Regions from separate parts of the Mus musculus genome. Here all the other regions are linked to region 2. Evidence: chromatin loops called from intact Hi-C (ENCODE). Cell type or tissue: heart. All regions are shown on one strand. Each heading gives the region's core, and the rest is flanking DNA. Links, peaks and the distances in the headings are about the cores only. Region 1 overlaps Cdkal1 (CDK5 regulatory subunit associated protein 1-like 1). Region 2 has its middle 190 kb from the start of A330102I10Rik. Region 3 has its middle 260 kb from the start of A330102I10Rik.

Region 1 (10,048 bases), core at 1,767-6,766, 400 kb after region 2:
ATAACATGCAGGGTAAATTATTTACCTAACTTCTAAACCATATCAAAGTAGTTTGGAATTCAAGAGGTGAACTCTACTTATGATCAGAGAAGACCAACTCTTCCTTATATGACAAGAGTGCCTTTCCCCTTCTTAGGGAGCACGGCTTTGAGGGTGTGCAGAGGTTCTGAGCCACAGAAATAGCAGCAGCATCTGAGTACAGTTCTAAGCCTGTGCAAAAGCATCTCCAAAAATGTCCCATGCAGGCCATGATGGTGAGCTCTAAAGGTCAACGCACTTCAGTAGAGAGTTACGAACAATGGTGCTGTCTGGAGGCACAAGAGCAGAATGGATTCTGTACAGGTGAGCAATGAGAGACTGCCACAGATAAAAGCCTTGAGGGAACCAGGGAGAAGGTCACTAGACAAGCAGATAAGCAAGACATTTGGTCCTGTTGCTTTATTGTCTAAGCCAGAGTCCCTACACCATTCCACTAACAAAATTCATGATATGAGATACATAAAAATACCTTATAGTCTAGTTGAGGTGAGAAAACATGGCACCCATAAGTATAGTGCAACACAGAAAAAGTAAATGCACCGCCCTTTTCAGGGGAGGGGATACCACCAGCAAGGCAATCAGAACCAATCCCACAACTGTTAGAGCAGTTTGAGCTTAGTGTGAATGGAGGACACAAGGTCAGCAAAGAGTCCCATCTTTGTAGGGAAAGTCTAGATAGAGGACCTTGACAGAACAGCACAAAGTGGGGCAATCAAGGCCAAGGTTGGAAATGGAGAGCATGTAGGTAACTTCCCAGCCTGAGGGGCTAGGTTACAGCCACACAAAGCTAACTACAGATGCAGCGGACTGTGTAAGGAACAAGTCAAAACAAGACAAGCGATAGATTCAGATTCTAGAAGAAAAAAGACTCAATCAAGAGTGATTTCAATGCACAGGCTCAATGCTCAAGTCATGACTCATGAGTGGACAGGGAACACTAAGAAATGAACACATGTCATAAACAGGTGCTCGGGGATCATACTATGATACAGCTGAAGAAGCAGGATCAGGGCCAGTCTGGGTATGGCACAGTGAGTTCTTGACACAGGGGTCAGCCCCAGGGAAGCCAGTTCAAGCTGGTCTGCATACTGGCTAGATAGATCCAGTTCAGTCAGTTGACCCTGAGGCCACCTGAGGATTGTGGGACAAGGGGAGTAAGAGAGTAAAGGGAAGGGAGGATTCCAGATACACCTTCAAGGCAGCAGGCTACAAGTTCCCCAGGTCTTTGTCAAGGTTTTAGATTGCAGGGCTGTGGACAAGACTGTTTGGTCAGGGTAAGAATCACTACCCTATTTAAACACTGGGAATAACTTTAGACAAATTTTACAAATTGCTTAAGAACCTATTTTTGTTCTCCATTTAACAACATAGCCTGCAGTAAAGCTTAACTAGCTGCACTGGTCTTGGGATCACATGGCTGCTCAGGCCATAGGTACACCTGATACTATGGCACCCACAGCAGCCACACCCTCATGTTCTGAACACAGCTGTAGGAGGCTAAATTTGTGCTTCATCACTTTATCTCCCAGTACCTTGCACATGTCCTATGTTCAGTAAATGTGTTCCCTGACCTGAGTGCATTGAACTTACTAAACTCACAGAGCTAACATACCATTCTAGTTTGCTTTCTGTTGCTCAGATAAAACACTGACCCAAGTAGCTTGGAGAGGAAAGAGTTTATTTGGTTTTGGCTTTGGCTTCCAATTTCAGGTCATAATCCATCATTACCAAAGTCAGGGCAGGAGTTTAAGCCAGAACTGAAGGAGAAATCATGAGGAATGCTGCATCCTGGCTTGCTCCCAGGCTCAGATTCTACTAGTTTTCCTATAGAGCCTAGGGGATGCCACCACCAACAATGGGCTTGACATCATTCACATGAGCTCAGTCCTCTTACATAAATTCGCTATAAGAAAAAGACCCCACAAACATATCCATGGGCCAATTGATGGTAGCAATCCCTCAACTGAGGTTCTATCTTCTCAGGTGTGTCAAGCTGACTACTGAAATTAGCTATCACACGGGTCCCAGTGAAACTTTTAGAATGGGAACAAATACTGCTTATGAGACCACAGTAACATGGGCATTTCAGATATTACCATGTATGAATTCTGACACTAGAAAATAACTTCCAGTCAGATTTTGTGCTTTCATTAAATCTAGGCCAACAAAGAAACAGCAAAAGCAAACTAAAGGCAGGAATACTACAATTCAGGCACATTTCCACAAACATGAGACCAGACATGTCCAGGGTGATGTGCACAATACTAAACCCTCATATCCAGTGTTTGAAGCATCAGATATCATATATCACTGTGAAGTTCTGCTCCATCCCCTAGAGCAGCACAATGACAGAGGTGTGTCACTCACAGGCCACACCCACTCTTTTCCTGTAATGCACTTTCAGCCTCCAGGGACAGTTCCAGCTGATGGAACAACTTCAAAGGGAAAATGTTATTACTGACATTCTACACAGATGAGGAAACTGAAGCTCAGAAAATGGAAGGGATTTTACAAGAGCATGAATCCAGGAAGCAACATAATTCAAATTCAAAGCAGACCTACCTGACTGTAAAATGTACAGACTTAGCCGGGTATATGTGGCACACACCTGTAATGCCAGCACCCAGAATGTCAAGGCAGGAAGACTGCTTCGCATTGGCCTTAGCTCCCCAGTGAGACGCACAAATGGACTTTTCTTCTTTTTAGAGACCTATTTCCTACATGCTAAAAATAAAAACTAGAAAATGAAACAATATCACTAAGCTTAATTAGAAGCATGAGATCTCTCACCAATCTATAAACATTTCCATTTTTTGCTAGACCATTTTTTTATATAAGAGATTGTTTCTATTACAGGCCTTCAAGACAGCTCAATGGATATGGGGGAATACTGCCTGACCTTACAGCCCAAGTTCCATTTCTAGGACCATATCATGGGAGAAAGACAAGATGCCCTCTGACCTCCACATGAGTGTGCCTGTGCCAGCACACACCCCACATCCTCCCCCAAAGCCCCCAACACCTCACACCCTCACAAGCATACACACCCTACCCTGTCCCTACCCACCATATATGTCCACAACCCTCAAACCCCACAAATCACATAGAATCCACACACTCACAAACCCCATACACACCCACGTACACCACACACGTTAAATAAATATGTATATATTACAAAAACAAAAGTCTGGGCTGGACAACTCAGCAGTTAGGTGCTAAGTGCAGTTGCAGAAGACTGAGGTTCCATTCCCACAACCATGACTGCAGTTTCAGGGGATCCAATGACTTCTTGTGACCTTGGAGGACAACAGGCACACATGCCGTACATGGGCACACACATAAAACATTTTTTTTTAGTCTAAGAAACGACTGCTACAGCTTTCTGTTTGCTTTTCCCTTCCAGGGCAACTCTACCCTCAGGTAGCAGTGGCCCCCAGAGCCATCTGCCTGCCATGTTGGTAGTAAGAAACAGAGACTTGGCCTCCTCATTTGTCTGACAACATCTGTACAAAAAGTAGACACATATTTCCTGTCCCAAGTGGAAAGATCTGCTACTCATAATGGCAGAGACTTTTCCAATCGCCAGTCTAGCTCTGCCAGTTTTAAACCCCAGGTTCTTAAATTTAGCAGCAGCCCACCGGTGTGTTCTGATCCCGAGTCGGCCCCAAGCCGCAGCAGCAGCTGGTAAAACGGAATGCTAATTCATTACAGATGGTAGAACACAGCCTACATTTAATTTATTTACATTTTCAGAAATTTTGGATCTGCAGTGAAGATGTCAGATTATTTTAACAAGTAAGTTTAGCCTTTTTTCAATTTGGTCAATGCTCAATAAAAAAATTAATGTTTATATGTTAAAAATTCTTTCAACAAGCCCAATTAGGCCTCTATTCCCACAGTTTGTATTTTATAAGCTATTTAGCTGGTGAGCCTTTTCTGAATGTCTTATTACAAGCAAAGTTGGAACAAAATTAGGCCTAAACGTTTGCAACAGAACCCTTTCTCACAAGGCATGTTGCTGCCTTTGTGTTCTCTAGCCCTGCCATTCCGGGGAGACTAAGAGTTTAATAAATTGTAAGATTATTAAATATCTCTAGAGACCCCTCCCCTTTTTCATCACTTAAGGCAATGGCGACCAAAATACCAAATCACTTGCTTAATTTTGAATAGCCAAGTACACAGAGAAAGAGTGGCCAACACTCAAAGGCTGATGCGGCGCTGCTGCCCTCTCCTGGACTCGGTGATCCTAACCCCTCCCCACTGCCTAGGAACAGTGAAACTGAGATGTGGAAGTCAAACACTAGGTCAGGTTCAAAGTTTTCCTGAAATTTTTGAACTTAATTTTATTAAATCAAATGTGTGTGTCGCTCTCTCTCTCTCTCTCTCACACACACACACGAGAGAGAGAGAGAGAGAGAGAGAGAGAGAGAGAGAGAGAGAGAGAGAGAGAGAGTATTAAGAGGTCAGAAAGGTTCTCCATGAATCTCCCACTTACTGAGAGAGCTAGGGAGCATTGATTTTCAAAGTCTTAGACTGTCATCCCAATTTCTCAGGGTATATTTTACACGAACCACCACCCACCCCACCCCCATCTCTGCCGCCACTTCAGCTCTTTTCCCTGTCATACCAAGATAGGTCATGTTCCTGGACCCTAGCTTGGCTAAGCTTATCAGAGTGTTCCATCACCTCTGAAATCATTCTCCCATCAACTAAGAGGTTGCTCTCCAATAATTCAAATCTTGCTTTCTACTTCCTTGTTCTGTTTCATCAAGAAACAAAGCAGCTCACTCTAGAACAAAATTAAAATGAAAATACCTTTCCTCTATATAATTTTGTTTCCTAGTATGTCATTCCAAATCTTTAACTACTTGGGGACACCCAAAGCTAGTTTATAGGGGCTTTAGTTATGTACCTGGAAACTCCCTCTAGCCTCAGTAATTAACCTCTACTCCAAGCCCAGCACCCTTCAATCCAGTCTAGATACAATTATACATAACACTAAAGCATGACCTTTCATCCAAGTCCGCCAACCCCAGACCCCTTCAACACAGAATCTGGACCTGCCAATACTATTCCTCATCACTTACAGAAACTGGGCTTCTTTGCTTTCCCTGCCTCCCTTTAGCAACCTCCACCCCTACAATCCTCCTACCACATGGATTCCTCACCATGGCCTCCCAGACACCAACAAAGGCCTGGCCATGAACATAGCTTCAGATTCAAAGAATATAGAAAAATAAATGAAGTGAAGACAGTGTTGAAAAATCACAACACTATACAAAGGAATGCCTTAAAGACATCCACAGAAGCAACTAGGATGCTGGCCCTGGTGGATGTCGGGGGTCAAAAGAACCCTTGTGCCATGATCTACTAACTCTGCAGTCACTGGGAGAAAGGATAATTAAGATCCTGGGCTCTGGTCTACCACTGCTTGGCTGTGTGTATTTGAGGTTATTGAACCTGTTTTTGATTCAGCTTCTCATTTGCAAAGCATGTAAATTACAGTACATATCTGATAGGGTGCCTATGAGATGGCCATTATGAATGTTACCAAACAGAACAGTGCTTGGCGTTATAATAGAGTAACTCTCAGATAGACAGACAGAAAGACAGACAGATTACTTAGTTTTCTTATTTTTCTTTAAAGCTAGGGACCTGTGATTTAAAGAACAAACAAAAAATCAATTTCTTAAATATGTAACAGGCATCCAAGGTTTTTTGGGTTTTTTTATGTATTCTACAGTTTGAGGACAAGTTTTGTAATTGTTCTGTAAACGTAAGCCATGGGCTTCGAGTAGCCACATCAAATGATCTGTTCTTCAACCTCTCTAGCACTCTGCTATACTGTCTGCGTTCCAGGGCCTTACCATTAAGCTTCAGGTGATGGTTCTGAGGGAACATCCATAAATTCCTAGAGCAGAAAGACTCAACTTGTTCTAGTCTATTCCGGTGACTATAACAAAAAACCACAGGCTGCGTACCTTATAAATAAGCATGGTCTGCTGCTCTCAAGAGCAAGGCATTGGATGACTCAGTGTCTGATGAGAGCCTGTTGCTCACAGGTGGAGACATCTAAGTATGCTTACAAGGCACAAGGGACAGGAAGAGAGCCAGGCTTCTCAGGCCAGTTTTCTAAAGGCAAGAATCCCATTCACCACGACTGTCCCCAAGGGCCTTTTGAAACTGTTTTTAATTCTGCACTAGCCTCACAGCCAAGAGTAATTTTTTGGTATGGTCTGAAGATCCTTGCTAAGTGTTATTTTTACTTAACTCTGGAAACAACTTCGGTAATCAAAACTATAATACTGAATTTATCTTCAAAGGAGATAATCAAGAAAGCACACATTTGGAAAAGCAAGCATTTTCAAGATAATAAGAGATCTTGTTCTAAAATACATATCTTAAAATATTTTAAATATAAACACTCTAGAATATATTTTGAGACACATGTTACAGTTTTGTGGCTATTTGTGTTTACAAACAAGATGTCTAGAACTACACAAATGTACTCTCTTATTATAAGGATAAGCCAGTCTTTTTACTAGCCCTGCATCTCAAGCAAAGGACAGGGAGCTGAGGCTGTATATAGTTCAATGGGACAGGGCTCGCCCACCACGTCCAGGACCCTTGATTTCCAGTATTGTAAAAATCAAAAAACAAGCTTTTAGCCCAGATATCTATGTAAGCTAAAACCAAAGAATCTGTGAACTCTGGCCTAGGGATCCCTTAAGCATTCTTAGTTCACAGTGAAGGGACAACTATGTGGTTAGTAAACAATTCAATGTAATAGTATGGTGATACATGAAAGGGAATTTGTATCAATTTCCTGAAAATTAGATAAAATAAAGCATTAAGCTTGAGACCTGTGACAATCTTCTTTGTAAATCTACATGTATCTGGAATCACCATGGACATACATTGGGTGAGTCTGTGAGGGTGTGTGTGTGTGCACATGTGTGTAAGGGCATGCTCTTAGAGTGTATTTTAGGACCTAGAGTGATTTATCGGAGCTGTGATGACCCACGGCCTGGGGTCTCAGGCTGATTGAAAGAAGAAAGCTCACAGAGCATCATCAGCCTTCCTCACTCCCTGTCTTGCAGTAGACACCATGTGACCAGCTCTTCAAGGCCTTGCTCTTGTGCAGCCATGCCTTCCTAGCCTGCCAGAAGAGGCTGTTTGCACTGTATGCTGCCCATTCCAACTGTGAGGCAGAATAAATTCTTCTGTAAGTTGCTTCTGTCAGGATGTTTTCCACAGCAACAACAAAGAAAGGAACATTTAGAACCTAGACTCAATGTCTGGAGTGTCAGCAAATGAGCTCCTAGCAAGCCATAACAAGAAAGATTTATTATTAATTTCTGAACTACAGTAAATCTCCTAAAGGGGACTAGCAGCTGCAATGTAATAACTGACACCTTAAATGGCCTACAAATGCCCAAGAGTTGAAGGCTTGATCCTCAGCTCGTGGTGGTTATTGTGAGGGGTGGGGAACCTTGGGAGGTGGGGCCTCAAGGGGAAAGTTAGTTAGGGGCATGATCGCAGGATATTGGGACCTCAGCCCCATATCCTTCCAGACACCAAAAGTCTAGGCAGCTTTCTCTGCTACTCAAGTGGTCGCATCAACTGACTGACTGGCAACAACTAAGTCGAGCATCATTGAAGGAAACCTGGGAAGTAATGAGTACAATAACTTTTTCCTCTTACATATTTTGTCACATGATTCAGAAATGTCTAACGCGGGTAGCAATGAAGGATGACTCCCAACTAGGAGTCTCAGGCAAGGGCCAGGACAACCTAAGCCTGCTAGTCTGATCTTGCTTACCAAGAGAGCAAGCACTCTCAAGCAGTTTGATTACCAGGACCTATATTCTTGACGCTGCTAACTCGGTTTACAGATCAGTTTTCTGCCATTGTGATAACTGTGTCTTCTTCACTAAGAAAAGTAGAAGTGTACACCTTCCCTGTGTACCAACAAGAAATCATGCATGTATACAACTGAGAAAAAAACCTGCCCTTGGATTGGAAAAAGCATCCAGTCTGTTTTCTGTTACCACTTATTGAAATTCTACAGTTCAGAACATAGGCAACAAGCTTTTATATGTATTCAAAGTACCTGTAATATTTTTCCTATAAGAGATTAAATATTCTCTCATATCATGCTGCCCTCTTTCCAGATTATCTGAAGTATTATATACTGCTTTAAATATATGGATATATTAGAACCAGATATATTTTGTTATTTAATGTAGAAGAAGCTATGTTATGAAGATATTCTTTGTATTGATAATAATATTTTCCTTTAATCCTATGAATTTTATACCACAGGTTTAAAAATAATCACCAAGAGAAGAGAGCCCAGATAGTCACGCAATTGGCTAATTCCTTTCAGTCACCTGAAATTTCGAGTCTACAACCTGTGGGTACATGGGCATCTTTAAAAAGGAGAAATGATGGTGGCTTTCATCTACTGTTCCTGTGTAGTGATGTCTTTGAAGGTAAGATAAGCGTTTATGTGCCACAGAACTGGTTGGTAAGCATGAGGCACAGCACTCACCTGCTCCATAGGAACACCACAGCATCCAGAATTGCGACTCCAAGGTTCAGATGAGAAGACTGCTGCTTGTTGAATAGGTACTTGCTTAGAACCATATGTGCAAGCAGACCTCACAGCCTGCTTGACTAGCAATGGGATCTTGCAAATGCTTGCTGATGAATAGAAATATTCTCCTGGGATATTTCTACTGGGATCTCAACACAAATGAACAAACTTCAGGAGATAGAGAAAGAGCTGCTGGTGTGGTTTTTGTCCACCACCACATTATTTACTCCTACTGCAACAATGAGGATCTCAAGCACTTCCCAGGCCTACATGAATAAAGAGAAACAAAAGAGCAGACCAACGTGAATTTACCTCCTAGTAGGCATATTCAAAACAAACGTGGGAAATTCAGTTGGGCATTTTAAATGTGTCTGGACAAGAGGTGGGAGTCCAGTGGGAAAAGAGACAGCAGCTATGACACCAACAGAAAAGCTCTCCCATCCTCAGCACCACATCGCTGGGCATTCATATAGGCCACTTTCCATTTTCAGAGCATTCAGAGTATCACACGACAAAATCCAGGAGGGTTACTTCTGTGGGTAAAGTCACTAAGCCGATGGTATTAAGATACAGTCACGGCTCTAGAGTCCAACCTAGAGTATCCTGAGATACCGCACGTCGTCATGCTGTATGTAGCCTAGAAAACTCAGTGATGAGGAAAGTCTTTACTAACACTGTTTGTGTTCTACAGGGCAGATGCAGTGCCTTCCAATCACAACCAAAGCAGCCAGATGGGAGCTCTCTGCGGGCCTTCCCTGTGCTGCCCTAACACTAGTTAAGTCCTTCAGCAAGCTCTAAACATACTTCCTCACGCCACAGACCTCGGGCACTCTGTCTCTTTTAGTATTTCAGCCATTCTTTAGTATGCAGCCCAGTGGCATTCGTGGCACACTTCCTTCACTGGTCTCTCATTCTGAAACATGCCAGAAAGAGAATCTTGGTGATGCATAAAGCAAAAGCCGCATCAGCTTCTATAAATACAATACAGTTTTTAAATAAGCAAAGAAAATACATTTTAGTAGCTATTAACTCTTTTACATGTATATCATACTTTAATTTGTAAGTTGTTTCAAAGGCCAAAGATCATTTGGCTGATTTAAATAAGCAGCTGCTCTGCTTTGTTAAAATAACTATTGCAATGGTAAGCAGTTTAGACTGACTAGTCACGTGACTGCCACTAAGGATGGCGAGCATCACTCCCAAACAAAATCAGAGTGATGATTTATTTTAATAAATTGCAGACAGCCGCGATCATGAATGACATCACCTCCATCCACTGCTGAGAGGAGACACTGAACAGATGAAGTGCTGTTTAAAGTCAATGGGGCCCTGACTTAGGGGACAGAAGGATTAATGAGAAATCGAGGATCTGCCACATGGTGCTGCTGGGCTGCTCGCTGTGGTCTC
Region 2 (10,048 bases), core at 2,831-7,830:
GGCGCTAGCACAACACTCTCTTTCATTTGGGTTATTTTATGAAGATTAAGCAAACAAACAAACAAACCCAAAAGCACACCAAAAATATGTAAAACATGTTATGAGCAGTCAATGTTGTATCTTTTTTGTTTTGTTTTGTTTTTTATTTTTTCTCTCTTTTTCTGCTTCTCAATGCTGTCTAGTTTTCTGGAAGAGAAAAATACAGCGTCCTCAAACATTTTTTTTTCCAATCCACAGTAAACCCAAGATGCTCTAGTGGAGAGTGGTCTATGTCCTTCATCATATATTGGAACTTAACTCCACAGGGGGGAAAACGAATTATCTCTTTGAAAAAAAATTTTTTTAATTCTGATTAAAACTGAAACCAGATCATCATATGATCAGCCCTCCAAATCCACAGGCTCCACACTTTCATGAAGTCAACTAAAGGCAGATTGAAATATTTGAAAACAAAGCAAAACAAAACCAACTGAACAACTGCACCTCTGTGGACCAAGTATGGGCTTTTTCTTGCCGTTCCCTAAATAATACAACAGGAGAGCTGCCTGTCCCACATCTGTATTGCATTCTGAGTAACCTATGGATGATTTCAAGTGTGTTCGAGGGTCTGTGCCGTTTATGTACAAATACCACGCCCTTCACAAAGAGGGATCGTGAGCACCTGCAGAGTTTGCTGTCTCGTGGTCTGGGGCGGGAGTTTGGAAACAGTTCTTCAACAACAACCAAGGACTACCTAAAAGGACCCACCGATTTGCCCAATTCCTTATTTGCACAGAGGCTGGGATAGCGGGAGGGACGCTGTGCTCTGAGGCTGGTGTAGAGGAGTAAGAGCTGAAGGATATGGGGTGGGAGTCCCCCTTGTTGGTATTCTGTCTGAACTCCACCCCCACAGTTCCTGGCAACAGCCAGGTATGCTCCTCCCCAGTTACCTAGCAATGATCAGATAGGTCTGGCCCACTATACAAGGGGCTGCTTGCCCCCTCTTTCCTCTCTTGTCCCTCTTGTTCTCTTACTCTCTTACTCCTGCTTCTCACTTGCCCCCTTCTCCCCCCCCTCTCTCCGCATCCCGCCCCCCATCTCCCCGCGGTCATGGCTGGCCTCTACTTCTCTATTCTCTCCCTCTCTCTGCCTTTCTTTCTACCTTTACTACTCTCTTAACTACCCTCGTCATGCCCTGAATAAACTCTAGTTGGTCTCTCAGGGGCAAGGGATGCCTCGGCACGGACCCGCTGAGGGACCTCCTTCCCCAATACCTTCCTCCACACACCTCAGAACCTATGTTAATATTTCTTTATTTTTTTTTATGATCACAATACCTCTTCTCACAGGGGAGTGTGTGTGTGTGTGGGGGGGGGGGGGGAGGAACAGAAGTCTCTCTTCTCAGCTCTCCTTTTCTTCTGACGCTACTGGGGCAGAGCCCAGGGTAGCTGATCTCCTCACAACAGTATTGTAACTGTTGCACAATGGCCAAATATGAGTTTAGAAGTCCCCTGAGACGGGAATCCTGTCACCATAGGTTTTTCTTTCTTTCTCTTGTTTGTTTGGAAATAGGCCTGCCTAGCTTTAACCTTAAAATCTTCCTGCCTCAGCCTCCTGAATGCTGGGATTACAGATTCGAGTTAGTATACTAGATCTATTCTGGACCTATTTGTCTGATATCATGTACTTGTTCATTTTTGCAGCACTGGGAACCAAACCCAAAGCCTTATGCCTCCTGGACAGGCATGCTACTGAGATGTGAGCTAGTTCTTCTGTAGACTGTATGGGATGTGCTGGGGGAGTGGGGGAGAGGCAAGGATGGGGCGCGGGGCCCCATACTAACAACTGTAAATTGCCTGTATACATTGCAGTGAGACGGAGGCTGAGTTAAAGAGAAGGTTTGGGGTTAAAATGGCAGAGTCTGAAGCAGTGTGGAGTATGGCGAGGAGGGTATTCGGTAACCTAGCTAGCTAGACAGATAAGAAAAAAGGAAGGGCTCTGGGCCAGTGACAGCAATCCAGCTGGCTCCTCTGAAAGCCCTTGAGGAATGTATGCAAGGCACCCTTGTCCTGCTTTTAATGCAGCTAATTGTGACAGAAGGCACCATAAGTAAGGATGGCTTCTAACCAGATCTGAGAGGCTGCCTCACAGACAGGGGTCTAAATATGAGCTAACCAAGAAAAGACTGCAGCCACATCTTGGAAACAAAGACAGCCTAATATAACCAACAGCATTCGGGACATCTACAAGGTCAGAGGCAGTGCTGCCGGCCAAGGGCCAAGAGACTGACAACTAGCAGACAGTCAAGGTCAAAGCAGGAAACGGAGACGGACAGAGGGAGATTTGATTACCTCTAACTGTGTGGGCAGCACATGACGTGAACAGTGTGTGAGCAGCTCTCTGGTTGGACCAGAGGGATAGCATAGAGTCAGCCCTCCATTGGGCTGGCTCATAATGGCCCAAAGAATCAGCCAGTCACAGAGATAACTTCCAGTTTCTGCTTCACGCTTCTAAATTCCCCAGACTATGAAGCTCTGAAGTTTTTACCTCTTTTGGAACTCACTCCTCAAGAATTTCTCTCTTTCTTAATTCCTTTTTTAAAAAATCATCACTAAAACACACTATTTGGCCTAACTTAAACATGTCAAAAAATTCTCATAAATGAAACAGCAAAAAAAAAAAAAAAAAAAAGGAAAATTCTGTGTCTTAACTTCTTAAATGTACACACGCTTTATACCTAATGCTGTTTCTACAAAACCAGTATTTCTAGTTTTTTTTTTTTTTAAAGTAAACTGTATTCCTAACTTCCTGTCCCATTTTCTGTATTTCTGCTACCAGAGTCCTTGGAGATCTCCTGAACAATGGCCTGGGGGATCATTCCTAGGGTGACACCTCCTTTCACTCTGCAGAATCCCTTTTCTCTCTCTCTTTTAAAACAACCATGGATGCCTAATCCAGCCTCCTGTCTTTACACACAAGCAAACAGAGAGAGCAAAGCTTTGGCTGGTATCCCCAGAGGCAGACCTGGGCCTGGAATCCGAGCAGAGATTCTTTCTACCATAGTGTGACCTGTAACTATAGTTTCACCTGTCTTCAAACTTGCTGCGTAGCTGAGGAGGACCTTGAACTTTTGATGGCCTCCTCTGCCTCCCGAGTCCTGAGATGATAGGTGTGTACCCCCACACTTAGTCTACGTAGTGTTGGCTTTGATATGTGCAGAAGACTACAGGTGCCCACCGAGGCCAGAGCTACCCTAGAGCTAGAGTTACAGGCCGCCCTGAGCCACCTGAAATAAGGGCTGGGAATTAAACTCAGGTCTTCTGCTAGAGCAAGATGGTAGTTGGAGTGAGAAATGTCCTTCATAGGCTCAATTATTTGAATACTTAGTCCTCCAGAATACTTAACTGTTTGGGACGTTATAGGACCTTTAGAATGTGAAGGTTTGCTGGAGGAAGTATGTCACCAAGTATCAAGCTCTGCAAATGTATAACTTCAGCATCCTTCCTGTCTACTCTCTCAGCTTCTTTCTCCAGTCACTGCCCCACTTCTCCTGCCATTATGGACTCTTATCTCTCTAGAACCATAAGCCAAAATAAAGTCTGCCTTCCATAAGTTGCTTTAGTCAAGGTCTTTGACCATAGTGAACATAGCCTGAAAGCAGTGTGAGTTCTTAATGATGCCGACATCTCTCCAGCCCTGTGACTGAGTTTGTAAAAGCTATTTAGTAGTACGCACTGTTGTCAAGTTTTATCCTGAATATTTATTCTCCTAAAGCCAGCAGGCTATCAGACTCATTAGTGCCTGCAGTGTTTACACCAAAGCCTCTGTGTGTTGGTGGCCAATGAAAACAGCAATTACCATAAAGTTAATAAGGACTATCAATGGCTACTGTGATGACAGGCCATGGTCTGCAAGGGATGAGTGGGGGATGATTTGATTTGTGGTCAATTATTTACCCAGATTGAGACATAAAGCTTTTGTTAAGCGAGGAAAGATTAGATCAGGTTGAGAAGCAACTGGGAGCAGTCTTTCGTCTCGGGGCTCAAACCCAAACTGTACATGTTGACCTGTAGCCACATCCTATGCTCTATGGCTCGACCTTCCTGTAGACTCTAGGCTGCCCACTGCTTTTAGTGGCTACAGGGGAAGACTCTACCCATCACAGTTGCACCACTTCTTCTCTGAGAAGAATTAGAACTGTGGATAGGAGGGAGATTTCAAACCCAAGGTGAAAGCAGGAGAAAACAATGGGGTCTAGTGACTGCAACTTCCTATTCAGGGCACCAACATGAGTTTTAGGTTTAAGCATCGGAAGGATGGGCAGGGCTCAAGAAAGATTGGGTTATTAAATAGTTCTGATTGCAGTGTGATGTTCTTTATCATTATCTTAGCTCCAGTTCTTCAAGATGATGTAATATATTATTAATCTTTTAATCATAGGCATAGCCCAAGGTGTAGGGCCAATCTATTCCCCACAAGATCTAGACTGGGGTAGACATTTCCACCATAGAAGATTATTCTCATTTGGGTAGGGGCAGAGGGTGAACTGGGGGTGAACGGTCCTGCTGAGTCATCATTGCTCAGAGGTAGCTTTAGTCCCTTGTCCAAAAAAAAAATGTGGATGGATGGGTCTGTCTTGTCCTTGAAATTTATGGTGACTCAGGAGGAAAGGGTAAAGATGGTTACTCATGTCTCTGCCTTCATCCTTGACAGGACACAGGACACCTGAGGAAGATGGAGTCAAAGTAAAGGAGACAGACTCTACATAAAGGTGGAAATATCAGGCTTTCATCCTTGTTTTAATTACCTTGGTGTCCCAAGTGAGGAGTCTGTATTCTCCAGCAAGGGTAGCTTCCAAGTGTCTGCTTCCCTGCTGCAGCAGATATGGGAGCAAAGACAATAGGCAAGGGTTTCTGCTTTGTGAATACAAACTCTCACTTCTTTCCTTTCCCAGTCCTTTCACTGTGAGCTGTGAGAGACTGGCTGTACAGACCAGTATGAAAAGAATGCTAGTCGATAAGCCTTGTCTCATTATGTTTTCCTCTACACATAAGAGCTGGCTAGCACCTGGGCTGTCTTGGGCCAAGTATCAATGCCTACAGAGTGTTCTAGGAACTGACTCTTTTTTTTTTTTTTTGTACCCTCTTTTATAACTTGCCTTCAACAGCTCATCAGGGGACTTTCCCCTTCGTGTTCGGCAGTTAGCATTGAGTCTCCTTGGCAGGCCCCCAGTAACTGCAGAATCTCACACCTGCCAGTGCTGGAAAGTTCTGGAAACAGAGACTCTGTGCCAGACATTCCTTTGGAGCAATTCACTTCATCCTGTGCCTCATCCTGGCCATTAGATGAGCCAACAATTTCTTGAACTTGGTGAGACTTTCTGCAGCTCTAGTGTGTAGTGGGGATGTTTGAGAATGGATGTGAATGCTGACCCCAAAGGCTTCTTGCCAGCGCTGTTGCTGGCTCTCTCAGCAGCCTCATGTTAGCACGTCATCTGCAGCATCCTAAAGCACCCCTCCCGTCCTCCCCATTTGTCATTTATGACAACACTGAAAAGTTGAGTGTAAAGGACAAGAAACATGCTCAGGTATTTACATCATGCCAGACTTCACACAAGGCATTTTGCTCTCTTTATACCCCCATGCTCCTTACCTCGTGATCATCGAGGCAAATGAAGGAAAAGTTCCCATCACACAGATGAAAAACTGCAAGGCCAGAGAGCAGAATGTTCCAGAACTGAAATTTAACTCCTTTTCTTGCCAACATATATAATATATTTGAATAATATTTCACATTGACAACAATAAGTGGTCATTGTGTCCACGACCCATTAATTACCTATGCTGTGTGTATGTGGCATGGTGTATGTGTGCATGTGCGCGTGTGCATATGCATGTTCACACGTGTGTATGTGCATATGGAGGCCAGAAATAGATGTCAAGTATTTTTCTTCATCACTCTCCATGCTGTTTGCTGAGGCAGGCTCTCTGACTGCACTCAGAGCTTCTGATTTGGCTAGACTAGCTGGCCAATCTACCCTAGGGATCCCGACTCTGCCTCTCAGACGCTGCGATGAAAAGCAGACCACCAGGCCCACACCAGCTTTTATATGGGTCAACTCGTGGGACTTGAATCTTCATATGTACACTGAGGATGTTTCATCCACTGAGCTGCCCCCACCTTCCTATTATTTATGCTTTGGAAGGCCCCTTTGGGGCAGGTCATGGATACTGCACATTAAAAGCAAAGAAGGGCTCCCTCCTTAGAACTTCTTAAACACAAACACCCTCCACCTTCCCTGGAGTATTTGATATGTTCTATTAAAACTATGTTCTATTATGATTTGTGCTGGAGACATGTGCCAGTAGCTAAGAGAACTGGCAGTTCTTTCAGAGGTCTTGGGTTTGATTCCTAGCATCCACATGAGGTCTCATGACTCCACCACGGATTGTATGTGGAGGTCAAAGGACAACTTGCAGGAATCTGTTCTTTTCTTCCACCACGTGGGCCCCAGGGATTGAGATCAGGCCATCAGACTTGGCATCAAGCCCCTTTCCATGACGAGCCACCCCCCTGGCCTTGCTTCTACCGTTTACCGCCATGAGTGAAGCTTTACAACAAACAGCCTTGAAGGTATGTCTTTAAAATATTGTTTCTATATGGAGTGAACCCCCTGAAGTGCTGAGTAAAAGTGTATCTCCCATTGTTTTAACATGGATTGATTCCTTCCTCCTAAAGGGCTGTATCCATGGTTCCCTTTAAGGCATCAGTGTGGACACCACCCACTAGAAAGTAGAGAAGGGTTTCTTCTATAAGGCTCTTACACTGCCTATTTACTTGTTCTTGGGTTCTAAGTGGCATTTTATCCTCACCACCATCTGCATTTTCATTACTACCGCAGCAACTGAGCATCTTTTGAACGTGTGTCTTGAAGGTTTAAATTGGCTTTACACTGAACTCCTTGTCTTAGTTTCATTATTTCTCTCCATTAACTCTGCCAGGGCGAGTGCCCAGAGGAACTGTTACTGCAGGTTTTCTTCTGCCTAAAACTGTGACTGACAAATACAAAAACTCAATAAAATATAGTTTAACAGGGTTGGGAAGACAGGTCAGTGGCTCAAGTGCTTGTCATGTAAGCATGAGGATGTCAAAGTTGGCTGGGTATGGCTGCCCACACATCGGCACCATGCTTAGGCATAGACAGAGAAGCCCAGGAATGATGTGGTTGACTAGAAGAACTGGCCAGCTCTGCTTCCCTGTGAGAGCCCTTGCCTCTGTAAATAAAATGGGAAGTGATTGCAGAGGGCATCTGATGCCAACCTCTGGCCTCCACACACACGTGCACACATGTGCACCTACACCTGTAGACAGATGTATTCATAACACGCGCACAATGGTTAAAAAAACACAAATTTTCTTCAAAAGTGGTTTGTGAATGAACAGATCTCCTTCAACCCCTGGAAATTCTCCTCTGAGGAACTATAGTAATGTCTTACCAGTGGCTGTATGCATAGAATTATCCAAAGGATGAATTGTTACAGCATTGTTGATGAGTATAAAAATGCTGAAGACCTCATCAATGAATGATGCTGTGCAACAGAGATGAAGATACCATGTCCAGGAAGAAATTAAGAACGACCACTCTAACAGCTAACTATCATTTAGGAGATGCTGTTGAGCAAGGTGTTAAATGTGTCCATAAATTCTCTTGTATAATCCTTCAACATACATGATACCCGAAAAGGTCATTAAATGCTACACAACAGTTCTTGTTACTCAAGGAAATGCTCTCACAAGCGTGGGTCATTGGAACAATGTCAGATGTCACTAGTAGCTTGTTTGCATCAATTAAAAACTATACATTATTTTTTCTTAGTTTATACTATTTACCGCAAATAAGTGCAACACACATATATTTGTGTGTATGTGTATAAGTATGTATGTGCATATATATACATATTCATATATATACATATATACATATGTGAAGAATGTAAGAAAAGCTCGCCTTTAATGTTGCATAGTATCTATGGTTTCTCTTTGTTTCTAACAAACATGCTATACAAGTACCAAGAGCACCATAATGCATAGATTCACATATTCTTGTCCCTAACTGAATCTGAGCACTAGAGAGACTTGGACTGCTAGGGACAATGTTCCACATCTGCAAAGTAGAACACCGATGTCGTTTGCAGGTTTTGTGCTTTAAATTTCTAGTACAGATCTAATGACTCAGACATTAAAGTTTGTATGAACTTAAAAAAAAAAAACCCTTTCCTTTAGTTTTATCACTTTGTATACTTTTGAAATAAAAATCAAAAAAGCATTTCTATAAAAAGCATGAATATATATTATTTGTGTAAACATATATTTAAGTAAATACACATTTTTTGAGAACTCTGAATACATGCGTGCCTATACACACACCCAGTCCTACAATAAAACTGCTAAATACCTCCATGGACTAGTTCACTGGCCACCCCATTTTTTCCTAGCTAATGTATGTCCTGAGGCTTGTTTCTCTATGAATGAGGTATATTTGTCTCCCTGGTCTTTTCAGGTTGGCCTAAAGGGCCATTAATCATTCTGTCTGGAGCCCAAAGAGAACCCTCCAGAAACAGAAGGTGCAGTGAGCACGTCAGGCCTGGGCAGCGATGATGAAGGTGCCCGTCCACCTGGGCAGAACCAGAAGCTGGCAGGCTGGTGATGGAGAGGGTCATTTGCTACTTCGCTGCCTTGCACTGCACTTGAGGCCCCCACATGCCCACCCACACCCCCAGAGCAGTTCTCTCCCTAATGACAGAGGAAAGAATATCAGGTTTTTCTCTCAGTGGAAGAACTGGACAGTATAAAAAAAAAAAACCTTCAAGAGGAAGGACCACCCCATAGTATTCACCCCTTCCAATACCCAACAAACATATACAATACTGAACTTTTAGAAGGTAAAACCACACTCCTCTGGTCTTCCTGTGTTCCACTATGATCCCCTTTTGTGTAGATGTCAATCCTTTCCACAAAAACTACTCCAGCAAACCTCCATACACCCAGTCTTGAAGAAGTGAGAGCTCAATTCATAGGTAGGCATTAAAGATTCCGTTTAAAAAATGGGATCTCAATTTATAGTTCATGCAGAACTGGGTTTTGTGGTGATCCTCCTGCCACGGCTTCCTAAGTATTGGTGTTTCAGGCATGAACCTCTATGCCAAGCTCAGTGTAAGCTCTCTGTTTGGCATTGGTGGACATCAGGAAGAGCCAGGGACAGTCCAAAGAAGCAGAAGTGTTGCCTGAAGACCCAGCATGAACGCCTCAAGGGCAGTTTCCAGCGGGTGAAGGCCAAGGTAGGCATGGAACTGGCCATACCTGTTGTCCTCCTTAAACCTTGTTTGGAGTGGCCTACCATGACTTCTGCTGGGTGTCTTTTGGTCAGTTCAATGCAATCTCCATTGTGGACTAAGGCTATAGATCAACTAAAAGCCACCTGGACATAGGCATTCATCCATTTCCCTATTATTATTCACAAAAAAATTCCCGTTCTAGAGAGCACTTAGGTTGGAGAAGTGGGTCTGTCAGACACTTAGCTATCGATCCCTAATATAGGTGTTATCCCTGGGGGAGTCTAAGTTGTCAACCAAAGACAGTACCCTCAGGAGTCTCTGAGGGCTATCGCCTTCTTCCATCCCCTTAGTGATAGCTAGTTCCTCTTCCTATGGTTGCTTATTTACCTGCCTAAGCTGATATGAGGGCAAAAAGATTTATTCCTCGCTCACCAGTGTTGAAACAGTACAAGAGAAAGACATACATGATTATTTGATGTAAGTTTTCAATGATATGGGAGTTTGAGAAATAAAGACTCAAGGGAGCAAGGAAATCTTTGCATTTATGCTTAGTTCTGGGGCAGAGTGAGTGGTCACAGAGAAATATACAGTCAAAGTAGGTATGGTCCAGCCGTAAGAAGCCAGAAGAACTTAGCAAGGCATGGTTGATTGAACCCTGTATCCCTTCAGAGGTAGGGCATCCTGTCCTCTGTATATAGGGAAGTCACCTCTTAATCCGAGTCTCTTGATCTGCT
Region 3 (10,048 bases), core at 3,000-7,999, 78 kb after region 2:
AAACACAAAAGGGTTTAAATTCCTTTACAGAAGGTAGTGATCTGAATTTCAGGTAACAGCAATGCATCTTTGCTGATCTTGTAGACTCCACAAGTATAGCACCACAATGTAAGATGGTATCCTCAGTGGATAGTGGGCAAGTGTGTTAAAGAACCCTGCTGGGTTACAGAACGTGAGAATGCTGAGTGATCGTTGCATTTTTTCCATGAACCTTTATTATTCCAAAATAAAACAAAATTTAAAAACAACAAAAACAAAAACAAAAACAACAACAACAAAACAAAAACTGAAGCAGAGTAGTGTGGTATTCACATGTAATGTCCGTCAGTCAGGAAGCTGAAGCAGGAAAATCGACAAGTCTACAGTCAACCTGGGCTAAAGAGCAAGCGTCTGTCTCAGGGATTCAGGAGCAGCTCAGGGTGAGGATAGCTTGCTATTCTTTCATAAGACTTCAATTCAGACCTCAGCACCTTCAAAGGCTGTTTACAACTGCTTGTTAATTCCAGTTCCGGGGATCCAATACCATCCTCTATTCTCCCCCCCCCCCCCATGCTAAAAAACACGCAGAAAGACATAATTAAAAAGATGTCTCAAATAAAAAAATCACAAAAATTTTACATCTTTTTCTTACTTAGATGTAACAAAACCATTATTTAATTTAAACCAAGAGTTATAACACATAACCTCATGCTGGCCCTCTGGTCTCATAAAAGGGAAGAGGATAGAAACATGGATTAAAATTCTAGAGTAGCTATGAATTGAATATGAATCTATTCATGTATTATGTATATACTGACACATACATAATTCTAAGCCTAGCTTCCTTGCTTAAACATGTAGTGATTTTGTTTCTTAACCTATTCCATTTAACAATAATGAGCTCCAGTTCCGTCCATGTTCCTGCAAATGTCATGATTTCACTTGCTTGTCAATACTGCGTATACCCCATGGTGTATATGTGCCGCATGTCCTTCATCCATGTATCTGTTGATGGACATATGGAATGGTTCCATTTCCTGGTTATTGTAAGTAGTACAGTAATAAAGGCAGATGTGTGGGTATCTCTGTGGTATGCTGACTTTGAGTCCTTGAGAATCCTCCCTTTGACACCAGCTCAGGGAGCTTACTCTGTTGTTGGGTAGGAAGAGTATCAGATAATGTGGAGAAGAATGCTAGAGTAGCTTTGTGCTATGAGTGCCGTGAGTGATGCAAGATATGATGTTAAAGCCAACTCCAGAAGGAATTTCCCTTGTAAAGTGACCAGGCCAGGAAACCAACGTGCAGAGCTTTATAATGTATTAATTACTTAATCTCAGTTGGGGATTTCTACCCCTGCCTTTGATCATTCAGTTCCCAGATAAAAGACACAAAACGTTTATATTTATGATAAGCCTTTAAAGTAGTAGAGCTGGGCAGTTATCTACCCTCTAAGCTATAAGAATCTATTTTCCCATCAATAACCCTGAGGCATAACTTGTCATGTTCCATCTGGGCTGCTCTTAACTCTAACTGGCCAGCCCTGATGGCCATAATTTCATGATTCACCTGTCCCATGGTGTCTTCTCCTCTCTTCACCTTCTCCTTTTCCCCTGTGGTCCTCCTCAGACCCTAAGCCCATGAACTGAAAGCCCTCTCTTCTGCCCAGCTAAAGGCTGTCAGCATCTTTATTCAATCAATAGTTTTAAATTAAGGAGCAAGGTTGCATAACATCATTGGTGTATGTGCAGATTCGTGAGGATTCTCTTGTTCCTGGGGGCAACCAGGCCTTGGGAGCCAGTATTTAGCATAATAATACATAGCAAAAGACCAAACGTCATCTATAGTACTGAGAGCCACTGAGAAAGATGGAGTATATATGATCTCACCATTACATGCTGGACCCTCTACTTGTTCATGCTAGCACACAATCAGGTTGAGGTTCAGTACAAGTGTTATCAGTCTAACTTCCCCTACCCTCCACTTAAACGACTTCTTTTGGAACTCATACTTATCCTCCATTAGAGACTTAGAGATGGGCCCATTCAACCCCTGAGGCCCAGGAGTGGGTTTTAAATTAAACAAGGATCCACTGGTCCAAACAGAGGCCGCTCTTGCTATCAACAGTAATTATACCTTACCAGGTTTTGGGCCACGATCACTGGCTGCTTAAGCCATGGAAGAGTCTAGAAACTAAAGCGCCAGGGTCTTTGTAATTAATTATGGGCAGCACTTCGTCCCACTGGAGGAAGTGTTTAATAAATAATCAAGCGATTGCAGAAACACTGTTTAATCCCAAGCCAGAAGAGAGGCTTGCTTTTTTCTTTGGAAAGAGTCGGAGTCCAAAGAGAGAACATTTGTTTACAAGTTTGAACAGGGAGTTGAGAGGCCCGCCTTTCTTCCTGAGTGAAGATAATGCGGTGATTCATGTGACTATATGACAACAACTTAAAAGTAAGGGGAGACTGGGAGGGGGGAGTGCTTTCTTTTACAAATTTAATTTCCAAATAAGCATTTGTATGCCCCCACCCTTCCGAAGAACACAAGCAATAAACTTCTTTGTACACCAAGGTCATCCACCAGAAAGAGAAAACAAAAGTCACCCTTTAAACATTTTTCTGCCCCTCTTTTCCTCCTCCCCCACCCCACCCTCACTTCCCTGGATTTCACCAAAACCCACAGCAGCTCCTTCACCAGATCAAGATCAAACAACCAAGTTCCAGGCTGAAGATCAACAGAATCGATGGCGAAGAGCGGGCGTGAAGCTGAGTGCTTCACATCGTATTTAAAATGTTAAATCGGGTTCCTATAATTCCCCTGATTTCGCTTTTTTAATTAAAAAATTCAAGCTTTATTCAACATTTGCATATTCATGCCTCTATAATGTGCGCTGATTGCATTAAAGGCAGGGGGAAAAATCATGTAAGTGCAGCCCAAATATAGTTGCTCATCAAGTGCACAGTCTTATGTGTGCATAGATAAATATTTCCAAACAAATTAACATACACCCCAGCGCAGGTGCACTGGCCTCACAGCTCCCTCTAGCTAGTTCAGTCTGACTCTCCTGTCAAGGTCCAGGAGCCAGCACGCCAGTGTGAACGTGTATAATTTGGAGACTTATAGTATTTATGGAGATTTCCTGCCACAAAAATCTCTGGCCAGAGGGACCGGTCATTAACAAGCAACATGAATTGCACGTATGTTGGATATTTATCTGCACTGTTCTTTCAGCACCAAAGGCAGGCTGGAGAGATGACTCAGTCTGTAAAGGGCCCATCACATAAGCCTGGGGGACCCACAACAAAAGCTGAGCATGGCAACACACACATGGAACCCCCTTACGGAGAAGATAGAGACTGGGGAGCACCGGGGCTTCCTAATCAGCCAGCCAGTCCAGTCATTGGGAAGCACCAGGCTCTCTTCAAAACAAACAAACAAACAAACAAACAAACAAACAACAGTGGTGGGATAACAGAGATGGTTCAGCAGTTAAAATTTGCTGCTCTTGCAGGGGACCTGAGTTTGGTTCCTGGCTCACAACTGTCTGTAGCTCCAGCTGCAGGAGATCTGTCATCTCTGGCCTCCAACACACACGAGTGTGCGTGCACAGTCTCTAGAATCAGCAAAGGGCTCTAGTAGTGCCTCTGGGAGGGAGCAGTTCTCATCCCCAAGAGATGATTCCCACTTTCCAGTGAGACAACCACCTTGGGTGGCCATTGGGAGCTATCTCCTATGCTCTTTCTTACAGAGCTAAAATGTCTCCAGCTCTTAGAAACAGGCCATGCTCAGTCTGAAACCGAGGCTGGCACTCTCCAATGTGGCTTTGTAAATAAAGCTTTATTGGGGACACAGACATGCCTGCTTACTCTCCACAGTGGCCTGTGTACTCCCAAGAACAGATTTTAATAGTTTTAAGAGAGACTATCTGACCTGGAAAGGCTAAAATATTTACTATGTAGCTGTTTATAGAAAATATCTGCCAAGCCCAGGCTAAAGCCAGTGGCAGCCAATTTGCCAGGTCCCCTTCAGCTGGGATGATGTGGAGTCGTAGTTAGCAGGTGCAGCACAGGGTGTTGGCAGTCGCTCCTCCTAACAACAGACTATATGTCAGAAACACTTGCTGAAATAGCAATGACGAGCCCCAAGCACGTGAGTGGAATGAAGAGGTAAGTGCATATGAGATTTGAACATTTTTCAGACATTCAAACACTTCAACATAAAAGGAGGACTTGGAAGGGGAGCCTAGACTGTAGATCACAAAGCCCCATCACTCTCAGACTTGCTAGAGGTCATCCCCAAAACCCACATCAGAGATCATCTCAGTAAAACAGAGTTGAGGCTTGGTGGGATCTTTTAGCCGTGATTAGCTCATTAGGAAGGTTGAATGTGTTTCACATGGGAATGAGCTCAAGGGGTGGATTGGTTTTCCTTGAGGCCCTGTGTTACAGATAGAAAGTCTGGCTCTCCTGTGGGAGCCTGCTGCTGTCCTGAGTCTTTCCTGCGTGAATTCTGCACACCTTGCTTCCTTTTCTGCCCTAAGGCCCTCCCTTGAGAAGCTCATCTGCCAGCCTTACGTCCATGGATGACCAAAACAGTAAGTTAACTGAACCAATTTTCTTACAGATTACCCAGGTTTGGGGTTTCTGTTAAAGCAGCAGCAGCAACAACAGGTAGTAAGGAGATTTTTCGGAACGTTTATCCCCAGCGACCCATTACCCTTCCAGGCTCCCGAGAATGCTAAACAGCTTTCTAGCATTCAACCAAAAGACAACCATGTTGAAACTTGCAGCTGGCAGCTTCTTCTAGGTCTTGAGTACTAACCATTTCAGAGCTCTGCCATGGTCTGTTTATTCCTGGTTTCTAAGAACATGAGAAGACAGACTGGATAGGAGGAGGAAACAAGAGATTTCCAAACCAGTGTCAACACCGAGTGATGGAGGGTAAAGACGGAAGGTTGGAAGATGGGGTCAGTTGGTGGAACGTTTGCCTAGTACGCAGAGGCTGGAGTTTGAGCTCCAACATGCATAAGCCTGGTAGAGTGGTACTTGTCTGTAGAGAGGCTCAGGCTGCAGGATCAGGAGTTCAAAGTCCTTCTCTGCTGTATAGTGAGCTTAAGGTAAGCCTAAAGACACAAAGATACACAATAATAGTAAGCAAGCAAAGATGCAATTCTCCACAGCCTTTTTAAGACTGATAGCTGAGCCGGGCATGGTGGTGCACACCTTTAATCCCAGCACTCAGGAGGCAGAGGCAGGCGGATTTCTGAGTTCGAGGCCAGCCTGGTCTACAAAGTGAGATCTAGGACAGCCAGAGCTATACAAAGAAACCCTGTCTCTAAAAACCAACCAACCAACCAAACAAACAAACAAACAAAAGACTGGTAGCTGAGCTGAGTGGACTTCTTTGATCCAGTACTCAAAAAACAGAGGCAGGCAGATCTTTTTGAGTTTGAGGACATACAGGGATATGTAGAAAGATCCTCTCTCTCTGTCTGTCTGTCTGTCTGTCTGTCTCTCTCAAAGAGAAAAAAAAGAGGAAAAAAAAAGAATAAACATAGAAGCCCAACTATGTGTGAGAGTTCATGGACCAATTTTCTTCTTTGTAGTGGTGATTGGTTAGTTCTTCTGTTAAGAGGACTATAGTGCTGGCGTTTGAATAAGAAGTAAAGCCAAACCTACAGGAAATCAAACTGTGAATAAAAAGGAATTAAAATAAAAATTGACAGCATAGTTCACAGAAGCAGAGCTGTGGCTCAGCTGTCTGGAAGTCACTGCTATCATATGCTTTGGACAGGAGACATGAAAAATTGCCTAGCTTGGTCGTGGCGGAGGGCTCCTGAGAAGCACATTTGTCTGCACTTTGTCGGGCCTGTGACACTGGGAAGGCAAGGGGCTGGGGAGAATGTTGACAGACTGATAAGTTTCTTTGGAAACAGCCTGTGAGGGCTGCCAGGAATGCAAGGCTTCATGTTCTGGTCCCGCAGTTCTATCTCCTGTGCCACACAAGCACAGCGATGTGATTTTAAAATAGCTCTTTGAAAAAAAGATGCTGCGCTTGAAATCAGGAACTCAGCCCTTACCCTGCCTCTGTAACTAACAGTAGGACAAAGAACACTTAACGTCTCCAGGTCCGTGTGTTTAACAGGGTGGTAGGTTGGGCTGTAGAGAGATGGGATGGTGTGTGACTCGGTATCTTGATAGGCTTAGGGCTGGGACAGTGAAACCCCTTAGCCAGTGCTGCCCCTAAGCATCTTAGGTTATCACTTTCCATCTTTCTGAAGTTTGAACTCCAAGTGCTCCCCTTTAATGAGCTCTCAAAGACTATGCGCATCACCGTGAATGTGGGCTTACTTAGAAAAATGATGTTCACACATGCAACTAAAGATCTTCCAGACACAGTAACTATGGACCCCAGATCCAATAACCGATGTCCTTGATAGTCACATGATGACAGGAGGGACTCTTTTGTAGGCAGCATGGGAGGTGTTGTGGTTTCAGTGTGACATGTGCCCCCATGGGCTCTTATGTTTGAACACTTGTTCCCTCCCCAGCTGAGTTAGCTGTTCTTTAAGGTCTTGAAACCTTAGGTGGTGGAGCTTCAGTGGAAAAGGAGGGTCACTGGGGGCAGGCCTTGACCCTACTTCCTAACTTAAAACATTATGAGACTTCTGCCTGAGTTTTATTTTTGTAACTTGATCACAGGTTCTCAGGTGGGAACTTTGTAGAAAGAGAACGGATGTCATGTTGCAATGTCAAAAGCTTGAAAATGTCTATACGGCTATCATTCTACTCTAGACACTTATGACAGTGGAATCAGCCACAGTGTGTCTGTGACTGGGTTGTCTTAGGGGTTCACTGCTGTGAGCAGACACCATGACCAAGGCAAGTCTTACAAAGAACAACATTTAATTGGGGCTGACTGGTTTAGAGGTTCAGTCAAGTATAATCAAGGTGGGAACATGGCAGCATCCAGGCAGGCATGGTATAGGAGGAGCTGAGAGTTCTACATCTTCATCTGAAGGCTGCTAGCAGAATACTCATTTCCAGGCACCTAGGACTAGGGTATTAAAGCCCACCCCCACAGTGACACATCTACTCCAACAAGGCCACACCTCCTAATAGTGCCACTCCCTGGCCCACGCATATACAAACCATCACACTGGTGTACTGATCACATGATCTGTGAGGTTCACCTTGCTGTGCTTGTTGGAATTTCTTTATCACCCTTTCTTTGCTTCCTCCATCTCCACTAAACCTTAAGGATAGAATACCACATGTTCATCCATTTGTCCATAGGTTACCTGGACCATTTCTACCTCTGATTCTGGGCTTTTGTTTTGTTTTGTTGTTTTTTGCTTTTTTGTATGTTTGGTTTTGGTTTTTTCCAGACAGGGTTTCACTGTGTAGCCCTGGATGTCCTGGAACTAACTAACTCACTCACTCTCACTCTCTCTCTCTCTCTCTCTCTCTCTCTCTGTAGACCAAGCTGACCTAGAACTCTGAGAGCTCCAGCTGCCTCTGCCTCCTGAATGCTGCAATTATAGGCATGCACCACCAGTGCCCAGCTACACACCTACCTCTTAGCTGTCATGAATAAAGCTGCTGTAAATATGGATGTGCGTGTGAGGTGAATATTTTACTCTTCCCTCCATGGAGTTCTTATGCTTATCTCATTCCTAACTAAAATATACAGCTTTATTAGTTATTGATAACCTCAAAGACATTCCCAGGGTCAAATGAATTGACTCTGTTCGTGAGTTTCCCTGGTGCCCTCTTCCTGTAAAGCCCCTTTGAAGAAACCCCCTTTGCCCATTGATATTTTCCACAGCTGCTTTCCTGCTTGGTCCTTAAGAATAAATAGCGTCTCTGCCTCTTTGCCAAAAGGTGCTGGTATTCATGCACCAGAAACAAGCTGATTTCTGTCTTCTAGTTTCGATATTTATAATCCAAAGTAGGCGCTAGCGTTTTAAGACATCGTCTCCATAACTTCTGACATCTAGATTATTCCTGTGGATTCTGAATGGCATTCTATGAAGAAAGCTGTGTTCTTCACCTTGTCATCCTAACGTGTGCCTCTGCTGCTTCCCTTAGGCCTGAAGAAGAGGCTTCCGAGCCCTCATCCTTCCCCTGATGTGTTCAGTAGGACTCCTGTGCACGAGCTTGCCTGCCAGTTGATTTCTAAAAATACTCCATGTCTGTTTAAAGCTAAAGCCCATTGGTTTTGTCAGACAAATGGGTTCAGGACAAGGAGCATTTCAGACCAGTTATACTACATCAAAGAACAGGAAGGGTACATGTGTGTGTACAAGGACCTGCCCTTTGACTCTGTCACTATGTCTAAACCTTCCTAGGTGTCATTCAAAAAAGGAAAAGAGCCTACTATGATGGCACATACCTGTAACCCTAGCAGGCTGGAGACAGAGACATGCACTTGAGGCTAATATTTACTGCCTCAAAACCCACCAAATGTATATATGTGTGAAAGCAAAAAGTGAAGGCTTACTTATTCATGTCATTCAAGAATACCCACTCCCTGCCCGTCATTCTGTCAACTACCTCTGCTTCACCACATGATCATTCTACGCTTCAGTTTCCTAGTTTCAGTAAAGAGTCAACAGCAAAAATTGTGCTATGATTACTATCTGGCATCTGAAGATGCTTAAAGGAATACCTGCACACATTCAGCTTTCTGTAATCGAAGCAGTTGTCTCAGCAGATCATCAACAGGAAAGACTGCATTTTCTCTGTAAATGTACCATGAACCCCCAATACACATACACACACACACACACACACACTCTACACCACACACTCCTACTTCCATACCATTCCTCATCCCCCACCAACACACATACCACACATCACACACACACTGCGCACACACCACTACCCTCAGCCCATACTCCCCAATACCTCCTGAACCATATGTACATAAACACCCATGCACACACCACACACACATACATACACACGTGCATGCGTGCAAATGCATTAGGAGTGGTGGCCTGCAGAGAAGTAGGAGCAAGGCTGAACCACTGAGGACTTAAAAGGATCTAGAGGACCCCAAAGTATGTATAGCTTAAGCATGGCATCGTTTTTACATTCTTAATTGAGCATTTGATGGTGCCAATGTGTGAAAGAAACAGCAGCTAAAGAGGAGGCTGTTTATGATGCGACACAGGGTGAAGAGATCGGATGGAATTTCTTCACTGGCTTGTACCTTATGGCTGGTCCCAAATCAGTGAGCCAAATGGGATCCCGGTGAAATGGGTGTCCATGCTCCCATAGGCTTCTTGTTTCCTTCCCTGATCATTTATTTTCACTCCTTTATGCTTCCTTCCTTCCAGACCCTCCCACTGATCCGCAAGGGATACCCAGAGCCTGGCCTGCCCTTATCTTTTACATAAACAGCCTTTTGACTTTTATGGATCATAAAGCTGCTTGCAGCTATCCAATTTAGCACAACCTACTTCCATTAACAGTATCATTTAACACTTCCTTCACACTACAGGGATCTAAAAGGTTTAGTAGCCCAAAGAGAACCCAAAGCAAACCAAAAGAGTCAGCACGGGGAGGAGGCTTTCTTGTAAATCAGAGCTTTATGTTCCCAAGTAGGAAACCTGACATCTCTTGAAAATGACAACAGTGGTTTTCTGAGTGTCACTGCAGAAGGGACAGTCGAGCTGTAAGTCCGGAGGGAATCGCTCTCAGTCTTTGTCTTTTCTAGCTGTTGAATCAGGTGTTGCATCAGAGTGCCTTCTAGTTCCAGGGTCTATGTCTCTCCTAATGTTGGAACATCCTGTGCCAGGTCATACGGAGGCAGAAAATCCTTCTCAAATTCAGACAAAGGGTGGATCTGGCCCAGATCCTTGACAGGTAGACTACAGCATGTTAACAAGGGACGTGTACTGAACCCCGATGAGCCTTGCTTCTCTGGGTGCTTTTCTCCTGAGTACCTTTAATCAGGATGACTCTGGCCCATGGTGACACATAGAGCTGTAGACCTGAGCAGCCCAGGTCCCATCTACCCCAACCCCTAGCTGATATCACCCACGGACCTCATGGCTTTTCTG

What was found. Hi-C counts contacts between places; a loop is a spot of excess contacts. Peaks named below come from ENCODE experiments on the same cell type or tissue, not always from the same donor. Only the 100,000 strongest peaks of a DNase experiment are listed, where the experiment ranks them.
Region 1: it touches region 2 in a loop (2.0-fold over the local background); 4 of 42 quality-filtered maps call a loop at or near these places.
Region 3: it touches region 2 in a loop (2.6-fold over the local background); 3 of 42 quality-filtered maps call a loop at or near these places.

What each region holds. Positions count from the first base shown.
Region 1 is chr13:29,600,179-29,610,226 of GRCm38, forward strand. All of the region lies in intron 9 of Cdkal1 (CDK5 regulatory subunit associated protein 1-like 1), which reads right to left. Among named protein-coding and RNA genes, the nearest start is that of Cdkal1, 250 kb to the right of the region's middle. In heart, for the core only: a CTCF peak has its summit at 4,272 (motif pointing left); no DNase peak of the experiment used is centred there; H3K27ac peaks cover 1,151 bases.
Region 2 is chr13:29,197,564-29,207,611 of GRCm38, forward strand. It overlaps a transcript of Cdkal1 not described here. Among named protein-coding and RNA genes, the nearest start is that of A330102I10Rik, 190 kb to the left of the region's middle. In heart, for the core only: no CTCF peak of the experiment used is centred there; DNase peaks (open chromatin) are centred at 5,258 and 6,498; H3K27ac peaks cover 386 bases.
Region 3 is chr13:29,275,861-29,285,908 of GRCm38, forward strand. It overlaps a transcript of Cdkal1 not described here. Among named protein-coding and RNA genes, the nearest start is that of A330102I10Rik, 260 kb to the left of the region's middle. In heart, for the core only: no CTCF peak of the experiment used is centred there; a DNase peak (open chromatin) is centred at 5,941; H3K27ac peaks cover 2,882 bases.